5 separate regions of the Mus musculus genome follow, and all the other regions are linked to region 2. Evidence: chromatin loops called from intact Hi-C (ENCODE). Cell type or tissue: heart. All regions are shown on one strand.

Region 1 (5,000 bases), 74 kb after region 2:
AGCTAGGCACAGAGTCTACCACTGAGCTAAATCCCTAGGCCTTCCCAGGCAAATTTGAAAAACTGTCTGACAAGAAAGTCAATAAATATCTTTATTGGGTATGGAAATATCCAATAATGAGTAAGGAAATATCTCTACTCAAAGTATGTCTCCTTTACCAATATTAAAGCCATAGCTCCTGTGGTCCAAGACCATCACAGTCTCTGGGTACCGTTTGTGAGAAACTGGGGCTCAGAGTAACTCACACATTGCAAAACAATACCCAGAAATTATGGCCTGTCAGACAGTGCTGTTTCTTGATTCCATTGATCTACCTGTCTGTCACTGTACCAGTACCATGCAGTTTTTATGACAATTGCTCTGTAGTACAGCTTAATGTCAGGCATGGTGATTCCACCAGAGGCTCTTTTATTGTTGAGAATAGTTTTTGCTATCCTAGGTTTTTTTTATGATTCCAGATGAATTTGCAAATTGCCCTTTCTATCTCAGAGAAGAATTGAGTTGGAATTTTGATTCCAGAAGAAATGAGGCTAGGTCTCTTGCCCAGCCAATGCACCTATTTTACTGTATCTCTCTGGGTTAAATGCTACTTTTGTTTGCCAGGGTGGATTAACTGTTCCAATAAAGAACTGTAAATTTCAATTATGTAAGATAATAAAAACATATTCCTCAGTCACTAAGAACACAGTGCAGGTGTTCACAGTTGGACAGCTGTCCCGGCTGCCTCCATAACTCAGAAAACAGATCCTTTACTTGTGACGCTGCCATTTTGAAAACATGCTTCCCAAGGTTGCTAGAAAACCAGGAAAACTGTGGAAACATTAAGACATAGACTCAAGTGTCAACTGGGTATTCTATGTATGCTCTGATGACCAGATACAGTCACTTGATACACAACCCCAACACACACACACACACACACACACAGAAGAGGGAAGGAAGATACAATGGGCTAGGAAATGAGGTCTCTGCCAAGCTATGTCCCACAAATTCTTCTCAAGGAAAGAGAGCTAAACTCTAGCATTCACCCAAGCTTTCCAAACAGATCAAGCTGTACCCAGGCTTACAGTCTAAGGGTGAGGTGACTTTGGGCTGGTCATATGATCATGTAAATCAATGGATCTTAATCTACTGGGGAACGTGAATCTGATAAAATGTGGGAAATTATCATCTCCACAATTACGAAAGATATTTTGTCGGTGTCCTGCTTTGTTATCACCGCATCGATTTCCCATGATAACCTGAGTGATGTCTGAAGATTCTGCTTTGTTTACTCGCTTCTTCCTAAAGAGTTGTCCGTGGATACCACCCCAAACCTTCTAAGGGCAGGCAAGTCCATGCGTGAACTGGCTCTACCCACCTGTCATTTTGTGGCTGCTTGGCTTTTTGTGTTCCCTCCCAACTGGCCTCTCTTTGTCTCCTCACTTGGCCTTTGCATATCCCACAACTGATTCCTCCTCATCCTTTCTAATCTGCATTCGGATCTCAGCTCAGTTGTTGTCTTATAAAAAGCCTTAACCAGAAAACAAAGTAAATCATATTTCTTATATTTTTCTCAAAGTCCCCTTATAAGCATCTTTCTTAACATTTGTCACGGGTTGTCATCAGCTGTCTGTGTGAGGATAAGGTGTGCCGCAGTCTCATTCCAACTAGAAGGTCCTTCTGGGTAAAAATTTAGGCTGCCTGAGCCACTGTTAAGCGCCCGGCTTAGTTTGGCTGATAAGAAAGGGCACTCGTATTTATGTAAGACATGACTAATCGAATACCAATGCTTCACACTCTCTTGCAGTGCTGATGGAGAGAAAAGCAACAGCCGAATCACTTTCTCATTCTGGGGAATGAATGTGGCTAGAATGAATGGGCCAGGGATTGGTCACAGGCAGTGACTTCCCTTTCGAGGTGTCACCTTGTCCCTGAGTTCATTTCCAATCCGTTCGGAGAATGAAGCAGGGAAGTATTCTGCCATTCTTTTCTATTATTGTAAGGAGAGGTGTCCATGCATGGACTAAGGCCCGCTGAAGGGAAGACCGCTTACTGAACACATTGATTGGTAAATTCTAAAACTGAAGAGATCGATATCCAGACATAATTTAAAGGTTTCTTCACAACACTCAGTTGCATTATCTCAGTAGTCTTAGTGCTTTCAAAATACTGTGAAACAAACCTCACCCCGCAGGTTTGGCATTTTCTAGAAAAGATAAAGCTAATAGATTATGACGTAGTCTGGAAGGGCTCAAGTTGACCCAGGTTGTTAGTCCTCTAGGGGAGAACGAGACATTAGACAGTGTGCCTCATATGTTAGCAAAGTCCATGACTATCCAAAGAGTCTCTCCATGGGGTTGGATTTTACAATCTTATCAGTCTGGGACTCCAGATGTCCTTCGGCAAATGACCAGGGATTGAAGAGAAAGGCCTAGAAGAAGCCTGTCTTCCCTCTAATGCGGGTTCATTTTATCCCTGTATGGAACTTCCTCGGTCAAACAGATCTGAAAAGGAACACAGAAAATGGACAAGGGACAGAACCACACCTGACCTACAGTCAGTAAGCGGAGCAACATATCAGTGCTTCTCTAAGGTGATGAAGATGGGGGGGGGGGGCATTTGTTACCGTAACATAACCCTGACTGGTACACTCTATTCAATGGACAATAAATACGTCTAGTTGAACTCACATTCTGAGTCAGAGAACCTGAGTGACAGAAGAGTCCAAGTCCACTTGAGCAGGTAACCCCTCATTTTTATCCAATGAACCAGTGGTTTCCAACCTTCCTAAGGCAGTTCTTCATGTTGTGGTGACCCCCCCACCCCACCCCCACCAACCATAAAATTACTTCACTGCTACTTCATAACTGCAATTTTGCTACTGTTATGAATCGTAATGTAAATATCGAATATGCAGGATATCTGGTGTTCGACCCCTGTAAAAAGGTCGCTTGACCCCTAAAGAGGTTGCGACCCACAGGTTGAGAATGCCAACAGCTGCCAGTCAGAAAAGCACGTGTTCAGGAATAAGGGAGAAAGGGGACAGAGCCAAGCACTGAAGACAGAGCATAGTCTGCATTTCTTGGCTGGAAAGAGACAGGAACCACCTGCCTGGGAGTTTTCTTTGTTTCCTATTGAATTTGCCAAGAGAACTGCATTACAGAGAAAACTGATAAAAAAAAAATCCCTGTTATCTAGAAGGGATTTCCTTTTCTGGGAAGGAAATTTTTAAAGAGAGCTTTATCTCCTGATTTACACTGAAGTAAGATTAGTTAGAGCTCGCTGACGTATCCTCTTGATAGCATCACCGCAGAGAGAAAATGCAGAAGAAACTCACCAAAGACAAAAATGGTTTACATAAACTATCTGCTGAGCCCATGATGGTGCATTCATAAGGTAAATTCACTGTTTAGAGATGGGTTTCTTTTGTGTCTATATATTAAACACAAGAAACAAAAATGAGTGTCTGAGCCCAGTGTATGTGCCCTGGGTGCCCTCAAAAGCCAGAAAAGGTCTTTGGATCCCCTAGAACTGGAGTTCTAAATAGGTGCGATCTGTCTTGTGGGTGCTGGGAACAGAACTTGGGTTCTCTGTGAGAGCATCAAATGCTCTTAACTGCTGATCCACCTCTCCAGCCACATAAGCTAAACTCTTACTTCACACACACCCTCAATTACCTTCTCTTTTTTTCTTTCTTCCTTACCACAAATCTACTCATGAGAGTCCTTGGAAGGTTCAGAAATGATTGACACAAGTATAAACACAATATATACTATGTATATATAATACACATGTATAATATGTGTACATTATATTGTGCTTATATATAATGTACATTATATATGTAATCAATATATAATGTATATAACACATTTATAACAATATTTTATATTGTGAAAGCTAAATAAAAATTAAGTGCAGTTATTTTTTAGGAATTCAGTCCACACCTCTAAAATAGTAAAAGGACTTGCCAAGTACCAAATCTTTAAACCTTGAAAGATATCCTCTAAAAATTATTTGGGATTTGCAGGAGGTTTGACAGTTTCTTTTAAGCATTCTAAAGTATATTCCCATGTCCCCCAGGCTGGCTGGACATCAACAAACTCAGTTCAACTTCATAAGCTTTTCTTCATGCCCGTTGGCACCATAAATTCTACCCTCATGTGCAACTTGACACTTAAAAGTTGACATTATTGTACTGAAGAGGTTCTTTGTCGTAGACTTTCTATTTCAAGGTCAATCCCAGTTAAATGCTCCATCCCTTCCTCCATATCCTTGGTATTTGAATCATGGTATGTGGTTATCAACTTTTATTCTCTGTTTTCAAGCAACATTTCCCTTCCCCTAAATGTGTCAGGTCTTTGAGATATTCAATAAGACGTATGTACAGAAGCAGTCTCGACAGCCCATCACTGACACCAGTTTTAGATAGCTGAGCATGGCTACAGAATTAGTCACCTAAGAGTCTCATCCGGAAACACAACCAAACCGGAAGTCAGAGCAGTTAAGAGTTATGTACGGTGTCTGAGACTGGCAAGGTTTTCTGGAAATCTAAGAAATTATATTGAATTACTCTCATTACATTTTCAAAAGCCAGGTTTTTTTTTAAATTTTAAGTAAATATAATGAAAGAATTGGCCCTAATTCATCCACCCGAGGCCAGAATTTCCAAAATCTGCAATGGAAATAAAAATCTCACTTTCTACCAAAAGTCCCAGCGTGAAGCATGACATCTCCATGGTCACTCATAGCTATAGAGTATCCCACGGAAGTTTTAAATGTGGTCATAAAAATAAATGGCAAATTTTAACGCCACAGCTAAGGGTATGCCTCATCCTATCCCTTACATTGTGGGAAGAACGAGTTGTTATTTTTATAGCAAATAAGCAGAAATACCCCAGACAGTATTTCCCATTCAATGCACCCTGGCATTACTCCTACCCATCCTGAATACTTTTAAAAGGCAGACAGTTACATACAAGGCACAAAGGAAAATGGCTCGACATCATAGTAAAAGT
Region 2 (5,000 bases):
AACAACAACAAAGAAAACAAGCCTACTAAATTTAATGCACATTGTTAACTGTGAAGGTCTGGATTTAGAATTTGAGATGTATGTTTCCCCTCCCCTGTCAGAAATAAATTCTTTATTATTATAAAAGTTCCTTGGAAAGGACATAAAAGATATTAGGACTTGTATAGGTAATGACAAACTAAAGTAGTGTTTTCAGACTGAAACATTGGTGGCCCTGATAGACTGAGAAACTCCCCAGGCCTCTTCCAAAGATGTACTTGATGGAGAAGCAAGGGCCGGATTCTCCATTTCCCAGCCTCCAGTTTGATTTGCTTTCCATGACATTAGGTTATAGCAACTGAGGTTTGAGAAAGAAAAAAAAATGTCATTCATCATTTCTATTTATAGTTATGGCTAAGGAAGCTATTGAAGGACATGTAAAAATCTGTAAAATATATATGTATGTATACATGTACACATTCAAGGAAATAATTACACACACACACACACACACACCATCTCCCATGTTTTAACAAAGAAAGCACAACCTCCTGACGCTGCCATTTTCCACACAGTCTTTTGTTCGTTTCTTGAACAGCTGCCGCTATGAGTAGGTGAAACACACACACACACACACAGATCAAATTGCAGTTAGGTGTGTCAAAATGACTGGGTGTTCTTGTTCTGGGTTCCCAAGGCTAATTATTATTTTTAACGCCGTTTGATATGCTAAGTGAGGCTGCAGTAAGAGTCCTCATGTGTGCATTAGTCATTGCCATCACCGCCCATGGGTACTTCTGCATGTTTTGCTGCTTCCAAAGTGTCTGTAAACGATTCTATCTAAGCATCTGAAGAACATCACAAGCAGCTTCCTCTATGGTTTTTTCCTAGGAAATAAATACCAAACTGGCACAACGATGGCAAAACCGTGAGTGACATCAGTACATACAGTGCCCTGTCCTTCCATCCTGTCACGTGCCTGGTGGGTAAACATAAATAAATCACCTAATTTCCCTGTGCCTCAGTTGCTCTATCTGTAGTATGGAGCAATGAGGAATGAGATCTCAAGGGCCCACTTTTGAACTATAAAGCAGGCTTCTCTAAAGAAGGAGAGAAGGAAGGAGGGTCCTGTGGTGTGTTCGGCCTGTTCCACATAGCTAACTGCAGTTGTTTCCCGTTGCTAGGTCGTTTATTGATTGCCTACAACTAAACCTATTATCTTTGTCTAGAATCTTTTGAAGCAATCCATGAATAACAACTCATTTCAATTTCATAATGACTCCGAGGTCTTACCAGCTGTTGCCGCGCCTGTCTTACAGACTAACAAACAGACGCAAAGACACAAAGCCATTCGATTCAAGTCTGGCAGGTGTGAGACATAGATCCAGGGCTCACGTACTACAGCTAGTTCAGGGTCCTGGAATCCACTCTGTTATGTCCTGCGGAGCGGCCAGGAGCTTGACTGAGAGGCAAAAACAGCTAGCATCCTCAGGCTCTGCTCTCCAAGAACACACTGAAGATCACTGAAGGGCTAGCAAGCCCTCTACGTGGGCTAGCATGGAACAGAGAGGTCTCAACAATTTGAAGGAACATCAGGAAGTGTAAACCACCCCCCAACCTTCTGTAAGCATTCCTACCACACCCCACTAAGGTGGAGGGGGGCGGGGGCTGGAGGCAAGGAAGGGAAATCATACCAATACATGCCTGCTCCAGATCCAATCTTCCAGAAACAGTCCAAAGGAACACCCTGGGCATGTTCAAGACTTGATTTATTTAGTAGCTAACAGCGTAACTGCCAACTACAATCTTCAAACTAGCTTTACCCACTGCCCCACCCATCCATCAGACCTTGCCATTCCCACAGGCAGTGAGAAGGACCAGGTATGTTCATGTGTAGATTTCTCTGCTTGCTAAAACCCCCCAGGCTTTCCTTTGTTCTCAGGACATGCAAGTGGCCACCTGTATACCTGTGTTCTGGACTGTACGTAATCCTGCTGTCAGCTCCCAAATAAAACTCCCTTATTGATTGACTTTTGACAATTCCAGTCATTTTGTTTGTTTGTTTTGTTCTGTTTCGTCGTCCCCCACCCCCACCCCATTTCCTTCCCTTAAGGCAGCTCGAGGTAATAAAGGAACTGCCTGGTCTTGATCACGAGGTCCTCTTGCCTCAGCCTCCAAGTCCAGGATGACTACAGTGCCTAGGGGCATCTCTGCGATTTCAATCTGCCCTCTACAGGCCACAAGGAATACCCTAAAAGAATGATCTGCCACCAAGCTTCTGGTTCTCCCATGGCACTTGCACCACAAACACAGTGATTCCCAAGCTGGTGGCCACCTTACGACACTGTTCTGTCACTTGCATAAATGTCTTTTTGGTGTGTTGTCAGGCAAATACCTGACACTTGGCACTCTGAAAATTCCTAAAACACCACATACTGCAAAGTCAATGATTTGACCAGCTGTGAGCCCGCTTGCAACCCAAACCGGCAGGACTAGAAACAAATCGCACTGCTTCATGCTACAGAGCCATCTTTCCTAAGGGTGGGTGCGGTCTTGTGATCCTTGTGTCCAGTCCAGTTTCTCATATGTGTATTGTGACTTCTGCTTGTGCAAAACAGGACGTTGCTTAACCAGGCCCTTATGGGAGGAAATACAGCCCAGCAAGCAGAACAATGATTTGAAAGTCCTGAGTTCTATTTTCAGATCTGCTGTTGACTGGCTGTGCAGTCAGCCCTACGAAGGTCATTAGCAAAATGGCCTTGCCCTGTTGGCGGTCTCTGTATTCGCAGCTCTGGACGGGAAACAAATCAGGGAGCTGGCACTCAGCCTTGAGGAACTAGAGTCTTAGGAGAATAGATGTATCGTCAGGCTTTGTCTTCATTCTTAAAGCAAAAGCACAGAACAAAGCCTCTGGGGTGGGGGAAAGGAGCTGGAGTAGAATTCAGAGAGGAACCTGATAACCTTTCCAATACCAGAGACGTGAAGGGATGGCATGAGCGTTCAGGTCAAAGGCAGCTCTTTGGCACATGCTGAATCTCCTGTGTGGGATACGGAAGAGACAAAGGAACCTGAGCTTTGACAGACTTCTGTGAACTGAGTCAAAAACAGATATCCAGAGTGCTGCCTGGTAGGGAACAGGCTGAGGACTGGAAGGGTCTGTGGAGAACCAGAAAGCTTATAGCCCCTTCTAAAGAGTCTGCACCAGCTCTTTGTCCCTCAGATAAGCCAGTGACAAGGTCCTGAAGTGCTAGTGTTTTAAGAGGCACTGCACACTACCATTTTTATCAGGACTTCCCTTTTCTTTAAATGAAGATCCATCCAAGTTTTAAAGTGATAGCGGGCAGGTAAAAATGTGTGTGTAACTTGAACAAAGCCCTTTCCACATCTCTTTAACATGTCCATGGATGGGATTTCATAAGAGTTGAATTATTGTTTTCTGATAATGGAGCTATTCCTTTAAACAGAAGGGAATGAGCAGTCTAGAATGCGCGAGTGTTTAAAAAAATCCCAGTGCACGGGGCTGGGGAGATGGCTTAGTTGTTAAAGTGCTGGCTGGGGAGATGGCTTAGTTGTTAAAGTGCTTGCTATACAAGCAAGCGGACTTGAGTTTGGATGCCTAGAGCCCCTGTGAGAAGTGATAAGACAGTTGCCTTAGAGTTAATCTTGCTTTGGTGAAACACTACCACCAAAAGCAACTCGGGGAGGAAAGGGTTTATTTGACGTACACATCCTGAATCAGAGTCCATGGAAGCCAAAGCAGAAACTCCAAGTGGTCAGGAACCCAGAGGAAGGACTTGATTCATAGGCTACAGATGGGTAGTGCTTACTGCCTTGCTTCCAATGGCTTGCTTAGCCTACTTTCTTTTAGAACCCAGAGCCACCAGGCCGGGGTGGTAATCAACGACAACGGGGCCCTTCCACATTCAATCACTAATTAAGAAAATGTTCTACAGGCTTGCCTATAGCCTGATCTAAAGGAAGCATTCTCTCCAATGACTCTAGCTTGTGTGAAGATTACATAAAACTAGGCAAGACAATAATCTATATGGGTATTCTAGCACAGGGGAGACAAAGACAAAGAAAATCCCCCGAAGGTTGTTGGACAGCCAGCCGCTCTTGCTGAATCCTCAAGCTGTAGGTTCATTGAGAGATCGTGTTTCAAAACCAGTGTATTGCTGTGATGATTTAGGGCAGATGCTGAAATGCATGGGCAGGATATATACAAGCACATCTTCACACACACAGGAATGTATATACATACACACAGGACTTACACAGGTCTAAACACAAAGATTCTGGTTGAATTAGAGAAGTTTGTAGCCAGGGCACTGGGGAAGTGAAACACTTCTTGGGTTTTCCTAACATACAACCATGGTCCACAAATGCTACATTAACCATTTCTAGAAAGTTTTAAGAACTTTGGGCGTCCTCATTTTTTTAAGTTGTTGAAAATGTACAGCCGATCGATCTGTGACAATGAATCAGAGAACAAACATTTGCTATGGGCTGTTTTCTTTTTTTCTCAACTGAGACTCCACTATTCAGCATCTTGGCTTGCTGGGGACCTCAATGCCTTTCAGGTTCATTAAGAGCCAGCTGACAGCAGACACTCACTGGGCACAATGGGTATTGTTACAAAAGTCAAACCCAACAAAAGACGAAGGAGAAGTGCGAGCTGAAGCACATTTAAGTATTTATGGGGAGAATTAATTTGTTGTCTGATGGTCATGCACTGGACCACAGAGCAAAGTACTCCTTTTAAAAGTGAAACTCAATCTCTGTCCACATTCTAAAGGCCATAAAACTCACCACATGAAACTAATAAATGAAGCATAAAAGTCATATACTTGCAGGGTTTTTGCTCTCCCTTACTTTGTAGGCTGTGTGCATTATAAGTAACCCGAGTAAGTATCAGCCTTAGGTCTCCTTCTGGTTCTTATTCACCTCTAGCTCTTCTTGCCATCTGTTCTATTTCTCATAATAAAATTCTAGTGTAAAGTGAGAATGTTAAATCATGGACA
Region 3 (5,000 bases), 94 kb after region 2:
CACTACCCTGTGGATTCTTAAAGCAAAAAGACAGTCTGTCTACTACTAATACTACTTCCTTGCAGTATGTCCTTATCTGCCATAAAATCTCTGGGAGGCACTGTCTCTCCCTACCCAGCAGAAACAGCTCATTTCCTTGTCAGAGTCTTGAGAAATGTTTCCTAATTCTTCCCAAATGCTATATCTGAGTGCTTTTGTAGCTCCTACATTCTAGTGACCCCACCTCAATAGACAAAGATCTAGATCGCAACAATCTCCTTTGTCCTAGAACCATTCCAATTCCCCAGTTCCCAAAGAGTCAGGAGACATAGCTGGGTATCAGGCCCACAACCTTCTCCTCATGCATAGTGTGAACAGATGTCTTGTTCCCACCTGGAGCCCATCTTTCTCTATTCCTTCTGCATCCAACACATTGGAAAGAGTTTGCCACTGTACTCAGCTTCCTGGGAGGTTCCCCCACAGATGAGAGCTTGGGTGTCATGTTAGATAAAAGTCGCTTCCATCTGCTGGCCTAAGTTATATTGCTGGTTGTATATTTACCATTTTCTTACGTAACTGCAAGTGTCAATCATTTCTCCTTGTGGTTTCCTCTGTCATTTCAAAGTTTAAAAAAAAAAAAGATCATGGCCTCTCCGAAGAGTTGATAATAACATGTTTTCCTCCGTGTTTCTAGTGAGCTAATATTTCAGCCTTCTGAAGTTTATTTTGATCACCAGTTATTAACTTGTGGTATTTAGTTGAATTTTTCAAAACAATAAAAAATTAGAATATTAAATAATATATACTAAATAGTTTCTTATTACTTTTTATAAAATATCCTGTGATTCTGTGTGTGTGTGTGTGTGTGTGTGGTGAGTGAGCACAAGCATTCTCATTCCCAGGGAGGTGTATCTCAATGGAGGCCAGAGGAAGGCATCAAGCACCCTGTTTTGTTGTCCTCTGCCTTATTTACCAGGCTGGTGGCCAGCAAGCCCCAGTGACCCTCTTGTTTTCTGTCCTCCCAGACACTTGGGATTATAGGTGCACATGTGACTGCATCTACTATTTTATATGGATTCTAGGGTTTAAGTCCAGTTTTCATACTTTCACAGAAAGAGCTCTTCCTGACTGAGCCATCACCCTAGCCTTCATATCTGCCTGGTTCCTACAGAGTCATTCATTAGGATTGGTCCTGGACTCACTTCTAATACCAAGGTCTTCAGATGATCCACTCCTTTGCCAGACACTATGTCTCCATGTAACCAGTAGGAGCCTGTATGGAAATAAACACAGCCACCAATATGAGTCTTTCTGCCATGGTGAAATGAACCCTGAGTACTGAGCTACTTCTCCTTCAGCTTTGCCTCATCGTGAACAGACTGGAGGAGTTGAGACCTCCATTCTCTATCTTGTAAGCATAGTTTCAAGACAATGGCTTCCTCCAAAGGGGAGAGATGGGATGCTAGGACAGAGAAAGAAGGCATAGGGAAATGCAAAGTATTGATGCTATTCTGAACCTTGGGTTTGGGGTAGCTTCCTAGGAGAAGATTATTACTGCCTTTTGTAATGCATATGTATATATCTTATTTAGAATATATAACTTTGAATAAAATATAAATTAGAAATAATAAACAAAAACATTCTCAGTGCCAATTTTAAAAAAAATGCACAGGATCATTCAATTAATAATTTCTGTTCCCTTCACCTGGTCTCATTCTTACAATGACAGAAAAAGTACCTACCAAGCCCAAGCCAAGCCTCTCCCAGGGATTGCTGGGAATAAGTTCTGAGAGTTGGCAGATTTACTTAGAGCCCTTTCTTTGTGGTGGAAATGAACTGAAGCATCTTCCTTTAAGAGTTGGCCTTCCTTTTGTGAAAGCAAAGATGTGGGCAAATTTACAAAGAAGGCCATTTTCCTGCAGGTGCTTCCTACACACCGCAAAGGTCAAGAACGCAACTTAGTTCTTTTTCTAATATCCTAAGGGAACTAATGCAGTTCCTTGTACTTAGTAGGTGGACAACTAATTGCAAATCAATGTATGAATGAAGAAGTCTGGCCTCACAGTTTCCAGGAAAACTTGTAAATGTCACTCTTGAAATGGTAACATGATTCGCAACCTACTGAACGCTTCATAATGAACCACCCACAGACAGAGTTTAGTATGAATATCTCCTATGTTCCTCAAATCCTTTGTGACCTATGGACACAATTGTTAAATGTGAGTCATGATCTGGCCACGGCTCCCACACAATGGGTATTTTTAATGCTCCTGCATTTCCTGAAGTCAAGCTTTCAGGAAATGGTTTTTGCAATAATGACCTCACCCTCCCTGTATCCCCTTACCCCCACCACAGAATCCCAGAATAGCTGAACAGGTGTCCAAGTACCTAGAATTACCCAAGAAACTTCACAACCTACCTTCTGTTTTCTGTCAAAGTCACAAAGCTAACTTGTTCCTTAGAGCTCTAAAGGAATATGTCCATGAACCAGGCCTGCTCATATTTATGTGTTATTTATATCTAGATACAGTTTGTTCTTGATGCTGGCAGTATCTGCACAGAACTAAGCCAGTATAACAGTTAAAGTATAGGTTCCAGAATTCAACAGCCCATGGATCCAAATTACACAAGTGACATAAGTCTGTCACTGTGTATACGGCTTTAGGCAAATAATTTGGCCTTTCAGAGCCTCAACAGTCGCATCTGCAAAGTGGGAATATAGAAGCATTTCTTGGACTATGATGAAAAATCAGATAATAGAGCACATGTAAACCACTGGGCTCCTCTTCTGGCACACAGTAAGTGTGGAAGCTTGCCAGTTCTTACGGCTGTGTGGTTTCCCCATCTCTCAAGCCCTGTCATTCACTGGGACAATGTCAACCACATTGTGGTCACCGGGACTGCTTAGCATTCATGGGGGGGCAGGATGCCTTCAGAACCCTCAGCCCCAGTCCAGTCTGAGGAGCACTGTCTAACTACTCTTTTAGAATCAAAGCCCATAAGGAAGCCTACGTGTAAGAACTGAAGGAAGGTTATACTATCTGGGAACACTTCAGTTTCAAAGCAAGCAGAGACGTCCCCCCACATGAGTGGGAAGAGGGGCATTTGTAGTATGACCTAAGCCCCCTGGTAAAAGTCTTTATAGCATTAAACCATGTGGTAAAACTTAATTAGAAGGGATTATATTTTTCAGAGCTCTATTAACTTGGGAACCCAAAGGCAAAGAAGGTTATTAAATGGCCACCCGATTATGGGAAACAAAATCCTGCTAGTCAACCAGACCAGCTGACAAACTTCCCAAGGGCTTATCTGAGACCCTCCAAACAGCACAAGTAACTAACTACTAAGAGGCGAGATCTGACTCATCACAGTTGTCTTGGAAGTCAGACGGTAGTACCTTAGACATCAGGGCAGAGGTTGTGATTCATGCATCATGTCCTCAAGTCACCAACCATCAACTCAGTGGATGAGCACAAAGAAAGCTGTCCCAGAAGCCCCTAAGAATGACTTCACTACTCATTGTCACAGATCACAGAGTGCTATCCTCATGGCAAGGTTGAGAAACACGGCGGTAGTCATCATCTGGGCACTGGCAATCAGTGATCCACTAGTTGGCTCAGACTGAGGCAAAATTTTGGTGGGCATTTCATGAAAATAGACCCCTTGAGGTCTCCTGTTTCAGAAGATTGAGGATCAACAACAAAAGAACATCAATCCATACCTAAATGGCATTTCACAGCCCTCAAAATAATAAGCTGTCTACGTAGACTGCTGAGAGATGCTTCCAGCAGTTAACACTCACTGGCTGTCCCAGGAAGAGAACAATTCCTAAGGTCTCTCTATGAAGGGCAGCACTTTACATAAGAAATGGCCAGTGTATAATCTTACTTAGCTTTATTCTTCCTGGACCCAGTATCGGGAGCTACCTTTTGCCCTTACTTGGGGGAAATAAGAAATAAGGCAATTAATACTTCCATGAATAAACAAGGAGGATTAGTGCAAAGCACAAGTACCTCTCCAGTTTTCATGAGGATAACCTACTCTACATGACCACAAGCAGGGCGTATTAGACATCTGAGCATCATTTTCCTTACCCGCAAATCTTTTCTCGAAGAAATGTTTTGTGGGTTTCTTTGAATGGTTCCACTCTGACTCATTGTTCATTATTCCAAAACCAAGTTGGTCAAGACTTAGCAAGCTTGCTGCAAAGTACCCAATGTGGGTCACAATCTTGAATTTTTTAAGGGGAAAGGAAAACATGGGTGTGTAGTCAGTGCTGATTCTGTCTGTGGGCCATATCTGGTCATCTTCCAGGAGGAAAAAAAAAAAAAAAAAAAGCACTTGGAGACACAGAGAACACGTGGAGGCTGCCCTTTACATTAGAAGCCCCAAAGTCCCGACTTGTGATGTCTGAACATTGAAAGAGGCCTCAGAACCCTGCCTGATATAGCTGTCTCTTGTGAGACTATAACGGGGCCTAGCAAACACAGAAGTGGATGCTCACAGTCAACTATTGGAGGGATCACAGGGCCCCCAATGGAGGAGCTAGAGAAAGTACCCAAGGAACTAAAGGGATCTGCAACCCTATAGGTGGAACAACATTATGAACTAACCAGTACCCCGGAGCTCTTGACTCTAGCTGCATATGTATCAAAAGATGGCCTAGTCGGCCATCACTGGAAAGAGAGGCCCATTGGACTTGCAAACTTTATATGCCCCAGTACAGAGGAACGTCAGGGCCAAAAAGTGGGAGTGGGTGGATAGGGGAGTGGGGGGAGGGTATGGGGGACTTTGGGGATGGCATTGGAAATGTAAATGAGGAAAATGCCTAATTAAAAAAAAAGAAATAAAAAGCTTTTGATGAGAAAAAGAAAGAAAGAAAGAAAGAAAGAAAGAAAGAAAGAAAGGAAGGAAGGAAGGAAGGAAGGAAGGAAGGAAGGAAGGAAGGAAGAAAGAAAGAAAGAAAGAAAGAAAGAAAGAAAGAAAGAAAGAAAGAAAGAAAGAAAGAAAGAGGCCTCAGA
Region 4 (5,000 bases), 120 kb after region 2:
TCAGTGCCAGTGAGAGCCCTGCCTTCTTATATAAAGTAGAGAGCAATCAAAGAAGCCTCCTCACATCGACCCTAGGTCTCCACATGCATGTGCATGCATAGGCAACCCCACACATGGAAATACAAGAAAGCGCTCCTGCGCATGCGTGCGCGCGCACACACGCCACACCATAGTAAGAGACAGGAGTACAACAATAACTAACACACGATCGGTCGCCGTGAGAAGCAACCCTGACTTTCAGGGAAAATGCCATTGATAAGTTCACATACTGTAGACAAAGACGTTATCATCGTGCCCAGAGAGCACAAGGAAAACATTAGTAACCTTGATCGTGTAGAGGAAATTTACTAAACCTGGGCGGCAGAAGGCATCGGAGAACAGCAAGGCCACTCAGAGTAGACTGCTCACCATGGAAGGTCTAAGTGCTCTTCCTACAGCTGAACAGGTAACCAACAGAGATGTGACAGAAATAAGGTGAGCAGAGGGACAGAGAGGTGAGAGTCTTATCTATCGGTACATTCCAAAAGGACAATTCACAGTATTAGACAATCCCGCTTTGCTTGGCTCTAACAAACCACCTTGGGTTGTGGAATGATGAGAGATCTGTTTAGCTTACAATTTTTGAGTCTGACAATTCAACCCTGGGTAAACCTAGAGTGTTTGGCCCTTGGTGACAGTCCCCTATGTGTGCTACCCTGTGGCAGATGGTGCCGTGGGGGAGCCAGTGCAAGGAAAGAGACAACACATGGCAGAGGCAGGAAGCCAGATCATGAGAAAGGTGAGCGTTATGTTTTATAACAACCCACTCTAAGAGGAAGTCAGCGGGTTCCCATACACATGGCTTTGATCCCTTCCGTGTGAAATAATTACCTTGGTCTAATTACCCCACCTTCTCTTAAAGGTGCCTGTCTCCAGCATCACCACACTGGCGACCGAGCTTTAACAAACACACACACAACCCTGGGCAACATACTCCTGCTACAGTCAAACAGCAGCTAACATCTAAAAGTAGTAGCTTAGAGAATAGCAAGACAAGCTGATTGTTTCAGAGATGGTGGGTGGGGGGGTGGACTAAAATACAGGTTCCAAAATGAAAAGTTATACCTGAGCTGAGAGAGATACTGAGGACTGGGAAAGTCAAGTAGGTATCTGACTAACCGTGACTTTCATTGTTAAAGTATGCCATTCTCATCTACACTTTGATTAATTTTTTTTAAATAATTGCCGTAAAAATGTAAAAGTACTTACTTCACCACAAAATATATAATCCAATATTATATAAATGATGTGTATGAAACTCTTGAGAAAATATTCCACAATATATTGGAAGTTGAACGTGACTCACTTCGTTTTTGATAGGCAGCCACTGACTAATTCTAAAGTGCTCAAGTCCAGTGAGAGGAAAAGTGTCTTTCACCATACCCTTCCATCCGAAGACATCTAAGTCCATCGATTATGGTGTACAGGGAATGCCTGATTGCTTTATGATGTCATATGCTGCTACAGAAATTATTTATGATGCTCCCGGAGCAAGACGATCTACTCTGGGGCTGATACCTTGATTCAGAATTTGACACCTAAAGTGGTTTGAAGCACTTGTGATATTTAGACGTTGAGTGACCCAATGCCATTGCCTTCAAAACACACATTCAAAACATACATTTTCCACCGGGAACTAGAAGGGCATTTGCAATGAACATCCCTCCAAGCAGCCGAGAACAAAGGAAATGTTCGGCAAAATGATGTTGAAACACTACCACTCAGGCAGGCCTTCTCCCCAGTATCTTTCCAGCCGAATAGCGTGCCTGCCTGTGACTCAGATACTGTTCACATTGGAAAAACAAAGCGGAGACATCTACTTAAACGCGCAAACAGTGCCCTCTGCTGGCGGAAATGGGATGTTAGTTAAAAGAACTTCGTCTCAATGACCACAGGGAAAGAAGGGGGAGGGGAAGGAAGGGAGAATGGAGAGATAGAAGGGGAGGAGAGGAGATGGGGAAGAAGCAGAGGGAATAGGAGTGGGAGGGAGAGGGAAAGAGGGAGGGAGAGAGAAAAGTGGACTGGGGGGGGGGGGAAGGGGTAAGGAGGAGGAGGAGGAAATGATACAAACAGGAGAGAAAAAAAAATGGGTTTTAGTCCTTTTTAAGGATAAATGCTTGAAGCATCTTATCACATAGAAGATGCCAATATATTTCCTTAAATCCCAAAGTAACACGTGGCCTTGAATTAAGGAATGGTTTTACAGTGTCCATTCTTTGCCTTACTAAGTTATTTACTCATCACAAGCTCCCTCTGGGGGTGTCCCCCAGTGCTCTGACTATGCGACATAATATACACTCAGCCTTTGCAGAAGATAGTAACTCTATCAAACAAAATTGTTTCCTTAGCTCACAGACCAGGGCTCTGACAGGGTTCCAGAATGTCCCAGGCTGCTCGACATGTTTCTAAATGCTTAGGAAAATCTTAATGTTGATTTTTTGTTTGTTTGTTTGTTCTGTTTTGCTTCAACAAAAGAAGTGGTTGCTTGAAGATAGCAAAATTGGTTTCTTGAAAGAAAAGAAAATGAGTGAGGTATATCCTTCAGGGCTGGCAGGGGGGCGGGTCTGGAGATGTATGTCATACAATTCATCGTAAGTACTTAGTCAATGGAGTAGCAATTCAAATTAGTTTATATATATATATATATATATATATGCACATGTATAGGTAGTATAGTTACGATATTATCGTGTATATATATACACATACGATATATATACACACATACTATATGTGTGTGTGTGTATATACATACATACATATATATATACATACATACATATATATGAATATGAAAGCCAGTATTTCTAATATCTTACATTAAAAATCAGTTGGCTACCCAGCTTCCCATGCCACCACAGTAGTGGGGTTAGCAATGTAAAATATGTAAATATGTTCTATTTTCATAAGGCATTTGCACTGGTGTATTAATACTGTGTGCATATTTAAAGATGTTACAGAGCCCAGCTTCGTCTGACTGTAAGTCGTCACCCCACTACAGGGTCGCTTAGCTGAAGGTGACCGTTCTAAAGACAGTGACAATAGCAGAAGACTCCTGGATGTGCAATGATCAAAAATAAATTCAGCCTCAATTGTGTAACAATCCCAAGGTGCTTCAGGCTAGGCTCGCCTGTGTTACACCGCACAGCTTCTCTGTACTCTCAGCTCGGAACACACAGGAGCCTGTATGCTTATGGATGCCGTCACTCATCCCAACTATCATGCTCAACTAGTCCATTGAACCATCACGCTCAGACGCCCTGCACGCTATGGACTGCGGGGTTTTTTGCTGTTGTTGTTTTGTTTTGTTTTGTTTTTTGTTTTTTGGTTTTTTTTTTTTGTATTTTATCATATGCACAGCTTTCTGCTCTTCTAGAAATGTTAACAGCTGAATTAGGGAAAGCAAAGATGCTCCTGTCATCTGGCCCCAGCCAGGGAGTGTCACATCCATGAGTATAGATTTGGATCATGTTGTGTTTGAATGTTTGATGGTTGCTATCCAAGTCACTGCTGAGCTCCTACACAACACCATTCAATTAACTTTTGCTTGGGTTTAAGGCAGGATTTCCAGCAAGTTTTACAATGGCCTTACACATATTTCTGTACTTCGGGCTGTATATGTATGCAATATGGCCTTCTCAGCATCGATGATTAGAAAAATCAAAAGTATCAGTCAGTTCTTTAAAGCATTGAAGATCTTCCACGGCCTGCCATATTAAATATTTAGGCGAGGTTTAATTCTAGTTATATTTACTGTGGATATGCAATCCTCATGAAAGAGTCTGCAAGTCTAAACTAAGTACTTGTGAATTAATGTTCCAGCGAACCGGCAGTGTGTGAGCACATAAGGTTCTTTTCTTAATGCCTATGTGCACACAAGCCTCCCGTGCTGCCAAGTGCTTCTCACAGTCCCCTTTGTTGTCCTCTATACAGCTCCACAGTGACTTCATTGCGATTGTCCTATTTCCCCGTGGGCTCATAGGTAGCCACCCTTTCCATCTAAACCCATGGCAAAACAAAAAACATGCATCTGTCCCTTTATCTAAAAGTCTCTTTCTCTTTTACCATGAAGGCAGTGTCCATAACTCAGAATATAACAATAATTGTTGGTCGTGGTGACTGATTCTCGAATGAGGGTAGCAACTTTACCTCTTCTTGGGTGTAGCTGGACATGCTTGGTGCATACCACGTATGCTGTGAGATTTGAGCTTTAGAGGGAGGAAGTTACAGGTCGAGTCCCTAATAGCTCATCAGGGTCTGTGATACTGGCAAAGTCACAAGCCCTCTCAGAGTGTGCCTCTCTATCAAAAACAAAAACAAAAACAAAAACAAAACAACAACAACAAAAAAAAAAAAAAACAGATAAGGCCTCAAGGACCTGTACGGAGGACTAAAGAGGATACAACTTAATCCTTACACAATAGTGATGTGTCATAGGTGGTCGTTAAGTATTGTTGACATCCTGATCTACAACACCAGGCAAGTCACCATGACTTGTTAATATCCCCACCCCCTCCATGTTCAAACGTTATGACTTGGCAGATCTGACCCCATAGAGTCCACCCTCGTGCTTAGATCACAGACAACACTCTCCCACCGACCTCAGTGATAGCTGGGCACAACGTGTGGACTCTGCCTGTGAGAGAGATCAGGCCGAGGAGGGTTATACAACCTGATTTTTTTCATCATGGAGTTTGATTTTCAGTCAGAAAGATTTATTCCTGACTGATACCTTCGAGATCTTGTAAGTGACCTTAATGAATCCTCAAAGTAAGCTTGGGACTTATCTCTAGCCCCTCACTACTCCAGCGGTGAGCTATGACTCCTGCAATGATGGACAGATCACGTGATGCCTTGCCATGGGATCCCCCTCCCCAAAAGAGGCGGGATACTGTGTTTTGTGGACATCAACTGGGACTAGAGCCAGATCACCTGGGGTCAAGCGTTTCAACACCATCACT
Region 5 (5,000 bases), 420 kb before region 2:
ATAAGAACAACATTTAATTGGGGCTGGTTCAGAGGTTCAGTCCATTATCATCAAGGCAGGAAGCATGGCAGCATGCAGGCAGGCATGGTACAGGAGGAGCTGAGAATTCTATTTCTTCATCTGAAGGCTGCTAGCAGAATACTGACTTCCAGGCAGCTAGGATGAGGCTCCTATAGCCCACACCCACAGTGACACACCTACTCCAGCAAAGCCACACCTACTCCACGAAGGTCACACCTCCAAATAGTGCCACTCCCTGGGCCAAGCAAATACAAACCATTACACCTTATGCTAGCTTTTATAGTGTCATGAGGTGCTACACAGACTGCTGAGGGAGAATTATCTGCAGCAGCCTTTCTTAGCTGTGGCCCCTCCATGCTACACTACCAACCTGTCAGGCAAGACACACACAGTGGTGCTATACTTGCACTTGTTGTGGGGTCAATCAACCACTTTCTGATTGACTTTGAGGCCAGATCCACAGGAGGGTTTTATCTGGTGGTATAAAAGCCAATGGCTGGGAAATTCATAAGGTGAACATATTTGTGTTATTTGGTAAAGGAGAGGGAAGAGTTCGGTGGCTATCCAGATACACTGTATGCATTCATGAACTTGTCAAGGAATACATTTAAAACGTTCTTTAAAGATAACAAATTAATATATTTTAAAAGTTTTTAATAGTTGTAAATCTAGGCTTCCTACTAAATTCTCAAGGGCTGAAGAGACTAGAATAATTGAGCCAGGCATGGTGGGACACACCTGTAATCCTATCACGTTAGAGAGCTGATTATAGTGATTAGAAATTCCAGGCCAGACTCAGCCCCATAGTGAGACACTGTCTCAAACAACAGGAAACAATCTCCCTAGTTGAAGTAGCATTCCTCCCATATCTTAATGCTGAGAGCCTGAATCTTTTCACTAAGTCAACTAACAAACGTGCCTCCAGAACTCATTTCAGCCAAGGTGCTACAGGAACACAGACAAGAGACCTCCACCCCTGCAATCACAAGGCAGGAGGAGCCAAAGCCACTTGTCCTTCCCCACGTCCCCCTTGCCTCTTTGTGCCTCCTCTTTGCCCTTCCTTCCTCAGGCTGATTCTTTCCCTATCTCTGTGACGCCATGGCTAAGATTTCCCTTGTGTTGGTTTAAGAGCAAAGTATCTTATTCATTTGAAATTCCATCTACCACAGAGATTGAAAACATTGTGTGTGTGGGGAGGGGGGGGGGAACAGAGTTGGTTCTTTCCCAAGTAGCCTGCACTATAACATCAACGTGACCCTAATACTGCCCAGAGATGACTCAAGTATTTGGAACACTTTGTAGGGAACTCTCTATGAACACAGCACACCTTTGTATTTTTTTTTTTCTCTTCTTCCTGATGCCATGTTTTCTCAAAGGAAATATAAGGCTAGGAAACTGAAATAGTGAAACAAAAATAGAAAGAGATTTTATTGTTTTTCTCAAATATTCAGAGGCAGAACATTCATAATGTTTAATTGCAATAACATATTAATTCCTTTCCAGGACTTAGTACGATGAAGAAAGAGATGATGAAAGAGCAATCTGAAAAACTGATTTCCTGAGGACTGGTGCAGGAGAGAGAGAATACATAAGAACTGGATCGCACACTGTGGTTAGGGGATATTGCTCATCACTCCAGGGCTCACGTGTCTCGGATCTTAAGTCCAGAGATTTGAGAACGCCACATTCTCTTTTTTCACACCCCTTCCCAGGTCTAAGAATCTCTGAGCTCACTTCATTCTTCTTCTCTCCCTTCAAAATCTTCCACAGCTGATTCTGCTTTTCAAAAATCAAGACTGCTTGACGTTCAGCTGAGAGTAATGAAATCTCAATCCCCCCACACAATAGCAGCTCCGTCTGTCTTCTTTTCTTCACTCCCGGCGTAGTCGGAAGAGTGAGGGCCCAGTGTGAACAATAGGACTCCCTTTCAGTTCTGAGACACTGGCTGCTGTGCAGACTGCATGGAAATAGTCCTTGACAATCCCATGGGTGACATTTCTTACCCCTTATCACCCACGCCTCACACAGCCAGAACTCGATAAGACACTCAGAGAGAAGATAATGCCTGCTATCAAGCTGTCTAGGTAGAAATAATAATAATCATCTGTTTATAGGAAAGCAGCTGCCCCATTGTTTGAGACTCATGAAGTCTCAGACAGTTATTTTCTCTCATGCAGGCCTATTCCTCTTCTTCATGTCCATGCAATCACTTCAGGGTCTTAATGATGGGCATTTGGCCCACGCCCTTTGAAAACAATGGGCAGCGTTTCCGGCAAATATCCGGAATCATATGCAGTCTCAGGATACCCTTTAAAAAGTAGGAATGAGGTGTTTTGTTAAGTACTGTGGCAGCTAAGAAGACACCAAAATGAATATAAGAGAGTCTACTATTCTTCTTTTAAACTGTGCACAGAAGCCAGAATTATTACCACTAGTCTGGGAATGTTTTCAGTCTGAGATCCTAAACCCCTAAATGTCAAAGAGAGGCCTTTCTTTTTCAGAGTGAAATTCCAAAGAACTAAGGTAGGGGGGCTGTCCAGGATCCAGATCACATCCACGTAAATTGCCTTCCATGTGTCCAGAACAGAACAGTAAGGCTTAGAAGCAGCCTGGTGGGAAGTTCACTGTTCTCTTGCTTTGGAGCCAGATCCCTCCCTTGGCTGCAAAAGGGTTCCCCCACTCTGAGGATGCTGCACTGACCAATGTTAGCAGAGGGGGACCCCTTCCTTAGAATGGACTAATGTGGTGGTTCTCAACCATCCTAATGCTACAAGTCTTTAGTACAGTTCACTGCATTGTAGGGACCCAGACCATAAAATTGTTTCATTGCTACTTCATGACTATAGCTTTGCCACTGCTATGAATCGTAATATAGATATCTGATACACAGGATATCTGATATGTAATTCCCCCACAGGGGTCTAGACCCACAGGTTGAGAACCTCTGGACTAAGGGACACTACATTTCTTTTTTGTATATTTATGGTCTGTGGGGGGGAAACACTGAGCAGCTGTGCCTTCAAGGTGAAAGAAACAAGGGCAACAATGAGATCCATTCTTCTTGGCCCTCCATTCAAGGTGCCTTTTCATCCAGAGAACAGACATCTCATCTCTGAAACAGCCTATAGAATCGTATCATTTCAATGAACAGAAAAGTTCAGGGTGCTTTTGCATCTGCAGTGACTTCCCTAGGCGTCATCATTACATCTAGTTAAGATGACTTTATCATTTTGGAGGCTTTCTTTTAGCACAGCACAGCAATGACCCAAAGGATATCAATGATGGGTAACATAAAGATAAGGTAAGTAGAGACAGCCTTGACAAATCCCCCGCCTACTTTTTCCTCCCATTCTGTGTAATTAGCCCTGAGTCAGAACTGCCTAAGTCCAGCTCTCTTACTGCACAGCACACACATAGACAGTTTACAGGCATATACTAGATAGTCTGCTTACACATTATATCAACCTCTCAGTGGGGGCAGCATTGGGGGCTCTCCTTATCTGAGATCTGAGACTGTTGACCTGCAAAGGATGTGTGAGGAAGAGAAAGAAACTTTTCCTAAGAGTTTTTCTGTTTGTGTTTCATTTTGTTTCCAGCAGCCTTACTATGAAGGGGTGACCTTAACAAACCCACAGAGTTTCCTCCATGGTTGCAGAAGTTGACGAGTCCCTCTGACCTGGAGTGGACACCACACATAGGGGAGGTAGGAAGGGGCATATACTCACGCATCATCAGACAAGCCCACAAAGGCAAGGGCAGAGGCAAGGGGGTCTGTCTAGTCTGCTTGGAAGAATGAGGCTTGAAAACATGCAGGGCAGGAGCAGTGGGGTCTTTCACTTGCCTGTCCCTCTGTCAGTACTTACTATAAAAACACAGGTTCTCACACCACAAATGTCTGTAGAATTCTGGAAATGTCTGGATTCCGACTTGGTCTTTCTTTCCTAAGACACTCCAGGGGTTAATGTCTGGACAGTAATCAGAGTCTGGCAGTGCCCACCCCACACATAATAGGCATTGTTGTGCTTTAGAGTTTGTCTGTTTTCTCTGGCAGGCTTGACTCCTTGGAACAGATTCTAAAAGAGGAAAGGAAAAAGTCTGTCTGCCTTTTTTTTTTCTTTCCTTTGTTTTTAATATGCACATTCAACAAAAGCATGAGGACCATCATAGAAATGTTATTTGCTTGGATTTCCAGGAAAGTTGGGGAAGGTGATAACTTATCAGTTTAGAATACATTTACCTCAAAGGGGAATGAGTATTCGTGTGTGTGTGTGTGTGTGTGTGTGTGTGTGTGTTTGTGTGTGTGTGTGTGTGTGTGTGTTTGTGTGTGTTTGTGTGTGTGTGTGTGTATGTGTGTGTGTGTATGTGTGTGTGTGTGTGTGTGTGTGTGTGTGTGTGTGTGTGTGTCGGAGGCATCTGTAATATCCGAATGTGACTGCCTTCTCGCTCAGATAGGAAACAACACATTACAACTGTATTAGCTGATGAGTGAACTGTGGCTGGCCCATTATCTGCATAGAAAATCCATTAGCATGACGTTATTAATGTGCCTGTTCATCAGCCTTCCCAGGTCACTTGCAATCTTGCGACATGTTTTGTCATTCACACCTGATAGGTTTCCAGATGTTTCCATCTGCAAGCACGTGAACATGTCTTACTAAGTCACTGGGACAGCAAAATCCCATGACAACATATTAGATTCCATTTCAGTGGGGGAATGACAAGGTTTCTTGTTTTAGTCTTTGGTTGTTGTTTTTCTTTTTTTCATGAGGCAAATAATGAAGTTGGCTTTCAGTGGCTGATATTTACAGATGTTTTCGAATGTTTAATCTTATTTTCTGTAGCTTCCCTGTCACAGACCAGAGATAAGCATCTTGGGGAAGCCACCTGGTCCATGGACCATTCTTGGATGGACCTAGGCTAAAGAAGAGAGGAGCTAGTTCCAGGCTTCGCAAGTCTCCCTGCCTCTTTCAACTCCTGGC

The links. Peaks named below come from ENCODE experiments on the same cell type or tissue, not always from the same donor. Only the 100,000 strongest peaks of a DNase experiment are listed, where the experiment ranks them.
Region 1: it touches region 2 in a loop (2.4-fold over the local background); 4 of 42 quality-filtered maps call a loop at or near these places.
Region 3: a loop joins it to region 2, with 9 times the contacts of the local background. A loop is called at or near these places in 6 of 42 quality-filtered maps.
Region 4: a loop joins it to region 2, with 5 times the contacts of the local background. A loop is called at or near these places in 9 of 42 quality-filtered maps.
Region 5: a loop joins it to region 2, with 2.1 times the contacts of the local background. A loop is called at or near these places in 2 of 42 quality-filtered maps.

Annotation. Positions count from the first base shown.
Region 1 is chr10:96,256,210-96,261,209 of GRCm38, reverse strand. It overlaps Gm40747 (a long non-coding RNA gene), which reads left to right and starts at 2,302. Exons shown (of 3, transcript XR_001779846.2): 1 at 2,302-2,575. In heart, no CTCF peak of the experiment used is centred here; a DNase peak (open chromatin) is centred at 3,029.
Region 2 is chr10:96,330,633-96,335,632 of GRCm38, reverse strand. The region is part of intron 2 of Gm33782 (a long non-coding RNA gene); the gene reads right to left. Among named protein-coding and RNA genes, the nearest start is that of Gm33782, 24 kb to the right of the region's middle. In heart, CTCF peaks have their summits at 2,217 (motif pointing left) and 2,763; DNase peaks (open chromatin) are centred at 2,202 and 2,642.
Region 3 is chr10:96,236,300-96,241,299 of GRCm38, reverse strand. All of the region lies in intron 1 of 4930459C07Rik (RIKEN cDNA 4930459C07 gene), which reads right to left. All of the region lies in intron 2 of Gm40747 (a long non-coding RNA gene), which reads left to right. Among named protein-coding and RNA genes, the nearest start is that of 4930459C07Rik, 13 kb to the right of the region's middle. In heart, no CTCF peak of the experiment used is centred here; DNase peaks (open chromatin) are centred at 2,219 and 2,839.
Region 4 is chr10:96,210,934-96,215,933 of GRCm38, reverse strand. No RefSeq gene overlaps it. Among named protein-coding and RNA genes, the nearest start is that of 4930459C07Rik, 13 kb to the left of the region's middle. In heart, a CTCF peak has its summit at 1,879 (motif pointing left); a DNase peak (open chromatin) is centred at 1,853; H3K27ac peaks cover 498 bases.
Region 5 is chr10:96,752,763-96,757,762 of GRCm38, reverse strand. No RefSeq gene overlaps it. Among named protein-coding and RNA genes, the nearest start is that of Gm33897, 40 kb to the right of the region's middle. In heart, a CTCF peak has its summit at 2,551; no DNase peak of the experiment used is centred here; H3K27ac peaks cover 3,243 bases.